Regions from separate parts of the Homo sapiens genome. Here regions 1 and 3 are each linked to region 2. The links are chromatin loops, found by intact Hi-C in ENCODE. Cell type or tissue: PC-9. All regions are shown on one strand.

Evidence for each region. A loop is a pair of places that touch in the nucleus more often than their neighbours do. Peaks named below come from ENCODE experiments on the same cell type or tissue, not always from the same donor. Only the 100,000 strongest peaks of a DNase experiment are listed, where the experiment ranks them.
Region 1: it touches region 2 in a loop (6-fold over the local background); 3 of 110 quality-filtered maps call a loop at or near these places.
Region 3: it touches region 2 in a loop (6-fold over the local background); 29 of 110 quality-filtered maps call a loop at or near these places.

What each region holds. Positions count from the first base shown.
Region 1 is chr1:51,660,033-51,662,532 of GRCh38, reverse strand. All of the region lies in intron 2 of OSBPL9 (oxysterol binding protein like 9), which reads right to left. Among named protein-coding and RNA genes, the nearest start is that of OSBPL9, 44 kb to the right of the region's middle. In PC-9, no CTCF peak of the experiment used is centred here; a DNase peak (open chromatin) is centred at 1,232; H3K4me3 peaks cover 1,492 bases; H3K27ac peaks cover 1,954 bases.
Region 2 is chr1:51,568,015-51,570,514 of GRCh38, reverse strand. The region is part of intron 2 of EPS15-AS1 (EPS15 antisense RNA 1); the gene reads right to left. It also overlaps a transcript of OSBPL9 not described here and the pseudogene CALR4P. Among named protein-coding and RNA genes, the nearest start is that of OSBPL9, 48 kb to the left of the region's middle. RefSeq lists enhancers at 888-1,047, 1,208-1,257. In PC-9, CTCF peaks have their summits at 894 and 1,095; DNase peaks (open chromatin) are centred at 4, 564 and 1,074; H3K4me3 peaks cover 1,223 bases; H3K27ac peaks cover 2,500 bases.
Region 3 is chr1:51,768,066-51,770,565 of GRCh38, reverse strand. All of the region lies in intron 12 of OSBPL9 (oxysterol binding protein like 9), which reads right to left. Among named protein-coding and RNA genes, the nearest start is that of MIR761, 67 kb to the left of the region's middle. In PC-9, CTCF peaks have their summits at 1,190 and 1,389 (motif pointing right); a DNase peak (open chromatin) is centred at 1,415.

The DNA.
Region 1 (2,500 bases), 92 kb before region 2:
CAGCCATCGGGTAGAAATTCTAAACCTTCCTGATGTGCCCTCCCACCTGAAGACTCACTTGCATCTAAACCCAGCATGCTTCCTTTCCACTTATCATAATGGAAAAGGCATCCATTCTTCTATCGAAAACCCAGTCCTTCCACACTCATGCTCCATATCCCTGCCAATTTTCAATTTCTGTCTCTCTCTTCCTGGTCTCTATTTCTCTTCTCTGTCTCTCTCTCTCTTTTTCCCAACTGCATTTACACATACTCAAGACTCAAGTCTTTATACTCTTTAACAACAGCCCTTTTCAATTCCATGTCCTAACCAAGCAATTGGCCAGCCTCTCTCATTCCCTTTTAGTCAAGATTATTCAGCTGTCCAATCCTCTAGTTTATAATTTATTTTAACCTTCCATTCCTTGGAGGATATGTTACCACACCAATGGTTCTTCTTCACCTTCACACAAGGTGACCATACGACCTGGTTTGCCAGGAACAATCCTGGATTATTCCTGTTGTCCTGGCTCAATAATGAATAGATCCCCCTTTCATTCTCAAGCAGTTCTGGTTTAAGGGATGTGGTCACTCTCCGCCACAGCCTAGCCTACAAGGCCCTTAGTGATTTGCTCCATGCCTACCTCTCTATTCTACACTTAAATAGCTTAAGGTTTACCAATTGCCCCAATTTCTCTCCTACCACCATTTTTTGCACATGTTCCCTCTGCCTGAGACATCCTTCCTCTCCCTTTATCTGGGTTTAGAGTATTTTTTTGATTATATCTGGTAAAGCAAAACTCCCTTTGATAATCTATATATGAAATGGTGTTCTGTTGTTAAGAAAAGTTATTTGTTATACTAACCCACAAAAATATCAATGTTTTTCTTTCAACTCCACTTTTATGACCCCCATTGTGCCAACATAATAAACATATACATCTTTCAGTGACCTCTCATGATTTTTTTCTGAAGGTTTCAGATGGTCAGCTTCTTAAAGTTCTATCAGTACTTGAGGTCACCAAGGTGCCTGTTGCTCCAGGGTCACACTATCAAGGCACCAAAAAGAAACTAGAGCTACACAGTCTTGTCCCACTGGATGAATTTCCTGACTTTCTCTCTTTTCGTTTTTTTTCTATACACACAGACATACTTCAGACATGAATCATCATTCTGATGCCAAAGACAGACAGATAGTTTTGCTCTCACGGCTTGGGGTAAAAAAAGAGAAACAAAATTCTGGCTATTTTGGGGCCAATCTCCCTTTGCGAAAAGTAGGCTGGTGAACTGGTTCCAAAGATAATAAAAAAGAATGATGACTCCTCTGAGACATAGATTGCTCACAGGCTCCTAAAAGGAATGTAGACAGTGCTAAGAATACACAGCATAGCTACTCCCATTATAACTCTACAACCACATACTTTTCATCACTGCTTAAATGACATTGGAAGTCTATTTACATTCACATAGTGCATTTAAATGTGGTCCCTGAGATTTAGGCAGAACAGGTCACTACTCTTCTTTAGAGATTAAGAAACTGAGACTCAGGTTTAAAAAAAATTTTTTTTAAGTTTGCCAAAAGTCCAACAACTAAAAGGGAGAAGAATACTAGGTCTTGCAAACCCTGATCCAAAGCCTGTTCTTAACAGGACATGGTGACAGTAAACAATATTCACTAATTACTTCAACAAACTTATTAAATACCTATTCTGGGCCAAGAACAGTAACAGCCAAGGGATACAAAACATGTCTATGCCCTGGAGGAACATACAGTCTAGAGAGGAGTGACAGAATCAATAATATAGAAGGGAGCAGAATGGCTTGCAGTTCAACCTGCTCACTAAAGAAGACGCTGCATGGAGGACCTACTTTAGCATCATTCATTCATTGATTCAACAAGTATTTATTGAATTTCTAGGCACTGGCCTAGATGCCAGTAAGAGAGTGGTAAACAATTTGCTTTGCTTTTGCATTCAATATTTTACCTTCTTATTCCCCCTTACATGAATTGAAAGTATGTAACTTTTCTACATTTTGAGAATTCTTTTGTCTTTTTTACAGATTTGTATGCATTTGGGGGGATTTTCTTTTTGTCTTCTTTATTAATATGCAGGAGTTATTTATATATACACAGAATATTAATCCTTTGCCAACTGATGTATTTTAAGTATTTTCTCTTCTATCCATGAGTTGTCTTTTCCCTTTGACTGTGGTATCTTTTTTTGTTCAAAGGTTTTAAATTTTGAATGTTGTCAAATCCACAAATATTTGCCATTGTGGTTTATGCTTTCTGCTCTATCTTGACATCATAAAGATATCACCTATGCTTTTTTTCTAAGTTTAAAATTTCATTTTATACCTCTTATACATCTGAAATTTGTTTTTGTGTATCACATGGGGTAAAGAGTAATCTTCTTTTTTTCATATGGACACCCAATTGATCCAGTTTCATTTACTAAGTGATAATGTCTGATTTGTAACGCTCTATCATATACCAAATTTCCAGCTTTCTCCAAGACCCA
Region 2 (2,500 bases):
CATCTATAAAGTAATGTGGTTAGACTAGAAAGGCTCTGAGATCTATTATTACCCTGATACTCTCTGGAGGAGGAAGTAAAGTCTTATAGTTGAAGATGGGGGCTCTAGAATTAAATGAACTGGTTGAGTGATCCTGCACAAGTGAAATAGCCTCAATGGCTTCATGATAAAGCAGAGAAATTAGGAGAACCCACTTCATGGGGTTATTATGAAGATTAAGTACAGTAGTAATATATGTGAATGAAACACATTGGTAACGAGTAAGTGTTCAGTGAATGTTAGCAGTGATTACTATTTGATCTACGAGGCTATGGTAGAAAGATGTCCAGAAAGTGCAGGGGCTCTTTCTACCACAGCATTTTTGTATGGTAGAACCTCATTCTGGTCACCCAGGGGAGCCTCGGAAAAACAGGCCTTTGTTTTGTAAAGTTGTAGAACAGTCTTCAAGTATCTCTTGAAAATCAGAGGTAGCATGGTATGCAGAAAGAATCAGACAAACGTGGCTTAAAATTCCAGCTTGGCTCCTTGCTAGCTATGTGGCCCTAGGCAGGTGACTCACCTCCTTATGACTCAGCCTCCTGATTGTAAAGTGGAGATAATACTCATTTTGCAGGGTTGCTCTGAGGCTTGAATAAAAGTATGTGTGCAAAGCTTTCAGCACAGGTATGGAAGAAAATACCAGAGATTGGTGAGGTCAAGTGCTGGATCTCTCTGGCTGCTTTTTGGGTATTTAAGCCTGAAGACTCTGTGCTTTCTGCTTCTAGGTCTCCAAACCAGTGAACATGCCAAGTTTTATGCCTTCTCAACCAGGTTGAAGCATTCAGCAATGAGAATGAGACCTTGGTGTTTCAGTTTTCAGTAAAACACAAGCAAAGGAAGTATTGTGGTGGCGGATATGTAAAACTCTTTCCTGCCACCCTGAACCAGGAGGATATGCACTCAGGATCCAAGTATCACATCATGTTTGGTAAGCTCTCTGATAGCAGTCACTGTCAGCTCCATTAGGTCCTAATGACAGCCACTGTAGTTGTTGAAAACGCTCAGATTCACTTGGAACAGAAAATGTCTAATATGATAACTCCACCCCGCCTCCATGTGGCAGGACTCTTCAAAGACCTGAAAAAAGCAACTCTAAACCTGAATGTTAATATAAGTAAACCACAGAGGTGGGGAGGCACATGGTACCATATTAAGAAATCTATAGCACAGGGAGACATTTTCCAGTTCTCAGAAGAGGAGAAGGAGGTCATCAGCTACGTAGACCCTCTCACAGGTACACTACAATAAGGCATTGTACTCTGCCTCAGTGAGAGAAAGGCACAGGAGGTCAAGGAAGTGACCTTTTTTTAGCATCTGAAATGTGTCCAGAGTGTTGTATCTGTAACCTAAATATGTAACTAGGCCTCCTTGGGGCAGTCCAGATCTTACTTAAGCACGTGTGTGTTTTGGATAGTGAGAGTGGTAACATGGGAGGTAAGGTTGAAAATTAAGTTAAGGCTGGGTGCAGTGGCTCACCCCTGTAATTCCAGCACTCTGGGTGGCGGGGGGCTGAGGCGGGTAGATCACTTGAGGTCAGGAGTTCGAGAGCATCCTGGCCAACATGGTGAAACCCCATCTCTACTGAAAATACAAACATTAGCCAGGCATGGTGGCTAGCACCTGTAATACCAGGCAGGATAATTGCTTGAACCTGGGAGATGGAGGTTGTAGTGAGCCGAGATTGCACCACTGCACTCTAGCCTGGCTGATAGAGCAAGACTCCGTCTCGAGAAAAAGAAAAATTAGCCAGGTGTGGTGGCGGGAGCCTGTAATTCCAGGTACTCAGGAGGCTGAGGCAGCAGAATTGCTTGAACCTGGGAAGCAGAGGTTGCAGTGAGCTGAGGTTGCACCACTACACTCCAGCCTGGGCGACAGCCTGGGTGACAGAGTGAGACTCTGAGACTCCGTCTCAAAAAAAAGAAAAGAAAAGAAAATTATGTTAAATCTATTCCCAACTGTTGGCAGATAAGGCTTTCTGGGCTCAGAGACACTGATGATCTCTAGAGTTCCCTCTAGAGTTTTTACAAAGCATAAAGGGCCCCAGGCTCTGTTTCTAGGTAGCCTTGGGTTTGAATACCAACAATGCTACTTACTAGCTGTTTGTCTTTGAGCAACCTGCTTAACTGTTCTGAGCCACAATTTTCCCAGCTAAAAGTGGGGGATAGTAACACCTACTTGTAAGAATTAAATGACATGGTATAAAATGCCTGACACAGAAGGGGTTTCTGGTTGGGTTTGGTCAATGGGAGCCCTGGGAGATCAGAGATGGAAAAGAGAGTTGTGTTCCTCAACTGAAAGTCAGCTTCTCTCTTGCCTGTCTTTTCCACAGGATTCTTTCTTCCAGGCTCTGGCAAGCACTCCTTCTAGCCCCTTTAGGCCTAGGGGTAGAACCCCATTGTTGCTAGCCCTGAGCATAGCACTATACTTTATGTTTTCACAATGTCCTGCCCCAACCTTTGTA
Region 3 (2,500 bases), 200 kb before region 2:
TGGCTCACGCCTGTAATTCCAACACTTTGGGAGGCCAAGGCAAGAGGATCACTTGAGCCCAGGAGTTTGAGTCTAGCCTGGGTAACATGGTGAGACCCCATCTCTACAAAAAATAAAAAATTAGGCTGGGCATGGTGGCTCAGGCTTGTAATCCCAGCACTTTGTAAAGCCAAGGTGGGCAGATCACTTGAGGTGAGGAGTTCAAGACCAGCCTGGTTAACATGGTGAAGCCCCATCTCTACTAAAAATACAAAAAGTTAGCCGAGCGTGGTGGCATGCGCCTGTAGTCCCAGCTACTTTGGAGACTGAGACATGAGAATCGTTTGAACCTGGGAGGTGGAGGTTGCAATAAGCCGACATCGCACCTCTGCACTCCAGCTCCAGTTTGGGCGACAGAGTGAGATTCTGTCTCAAAAAAAAAAAAAAAATTAGCTGGGCATGGTGGTGTGTGCCTGTGGTTCCAGCTACTGGGGCGGCTGAGGTGGGAGGATCACTTGAGCCCATGAGGTTGAGGCTATAGTGAGCTGTGTTCGTGCCACTGCACTCTAGCCTGAGTGATAGAGTGAGACCCTCTGTCTCAAAAAAAAGCATGAAAGTTACCTTTAAAATGCTTTGTGCCTCTGTGATGTATCTCAAAATAGAGTCAATCTTTTAAATCAATTGACCTAAAAACCCCAAATCCTATAACATATGAATCTTATTTTAGATGTAATTTCAAAGGTCCTATTTATGCTGTGTTTTTTCTCCTTACCCATGATTAGAAACCATGTCTGAGCCAAGTGAAATACTCAGTAAGACTGTAAATTGAAAAAAAATGGGATAAATTTTCAGCCATTTCATAATTTACCTTGTTCAGAACAAATGATATAAAGAAAACAGTTAAAAACAACACCTATGTATACAGGAAAGTTTTATCTGCAATGGGCTAAGTTGTCTAGAATTTAGGCATAAAATCATAAAGTATGCAAAAACAATTTAAAGCTATGAATTATAATAATAATTTATCGAGTACCTTGTATGCACCATACACGGTATGTCTATATCTACATTACAACCCTAAGGAAAACACAATGACGCTCATAATACACAGACGCTCGGAGGTTCAATGACTGGTCTGAAGTCATACAGCTGGTGAGTAGTGGAGCCATTTCAAACACGTCTGGCTCCAAAGTACAAGTTCTTTCCAACATGTACTTTTATCTAATTTATAAATGTGTAAACTACAGTGCTCAGTGCCATAGTTACACAGAAGCTATCATTAGTATAGGTCTTTAGAAAAAGAACAGTGAAAGGACTTAAGCTTTCAAGTTCTCTTCCTTCAGAAAGAGAAAAACAAAAAATAGTAAAAAGAAATTTGACCTCAGTTAGAAAATCAGCAGTAGCAGCTGATGACCAGCAGGTGTCACAAGCTCAAATAGCTACAGATGCCAGGCAGAGAATATGTGGATAGGACCAAGACATAAGATATATATGGAACTGGGGAGTCAGCATACCCAACCTGAAAGAATCTAAAGCCTTGTTAAAACAAAACAAAAAACAAGTCAACAGAACACTGTGCTGCCCAAATAAAACATCTGCAGTCCTTACTGGTTTGGGCTTCTAGATTAGAATATACAAACAAGGAAGAGTGAAATTGAGGGAGAAAAGGAACACAGAGTGGGTTAGTTGGACATAAAAACTTAACTCTGGACCCTTTCAAAGAGATGTTCATGAACTGTGTGTTTATTATGGGACAGGGTACTGGGAGAGCATAGAAGGAACCTTAACAGCAGGAATAGAAGAAGCCCATGAGCCTGTGCATGACTTTGTAGACCTGCCTATTACAGGTACAACAGGTGTTTTAAATGTTTCGATTTCATAGAAATTTTGGGAGAATCCCTCAAAACGGAGCCAGAGAGTGTCTATCAGTGATGTTACCAAGAGCTAACCACATATTATCAAGCTTTTACTGAATACAGTCATATGCTTTTAAAGGATGGATACATGAGTGATTTACTAGCAAGTGACATTCAATTGCACTTTTTTAGAACAATAGCTAATGTATTGTCTTTAGGCCAGGTGCAGTGGCTCATGCCTGTGATCCCAGCACTTTGGGAGGCCGAGGCAGGCGGACAGCCTGAGGTCAGGAGTTCGACACCAGCCTGGCCAACATGGCAAAACCCCTCCTCTACTAAAAGTACAAAAATTAGCTGGGCATGGTGGTGGGCACCTGTAATCCCAGCTATTCAGGAGGCTGAGGCAGGAGAATTGCTTGAACCCAGGAGGCCGAGATTGCACCATTGCACTCCAGCCTGGGCAACAAGAGCAAAACTCCGTCTCAAAAAAGGCTGGGCGCGGTGGCTCATGCCTGTAATCCCAGCACTTTGGGAGGCCGAGGCGGGCTGATCATGAGGTCAGGAGATCGAGACCATCCTGGCTAACACGGTGAAACCCCGTCTCTACTAAAAATACAAAAAACTAGCCAGGCGTGGTGGCGGGCGCCTGTAGTCCCAGCTACTCG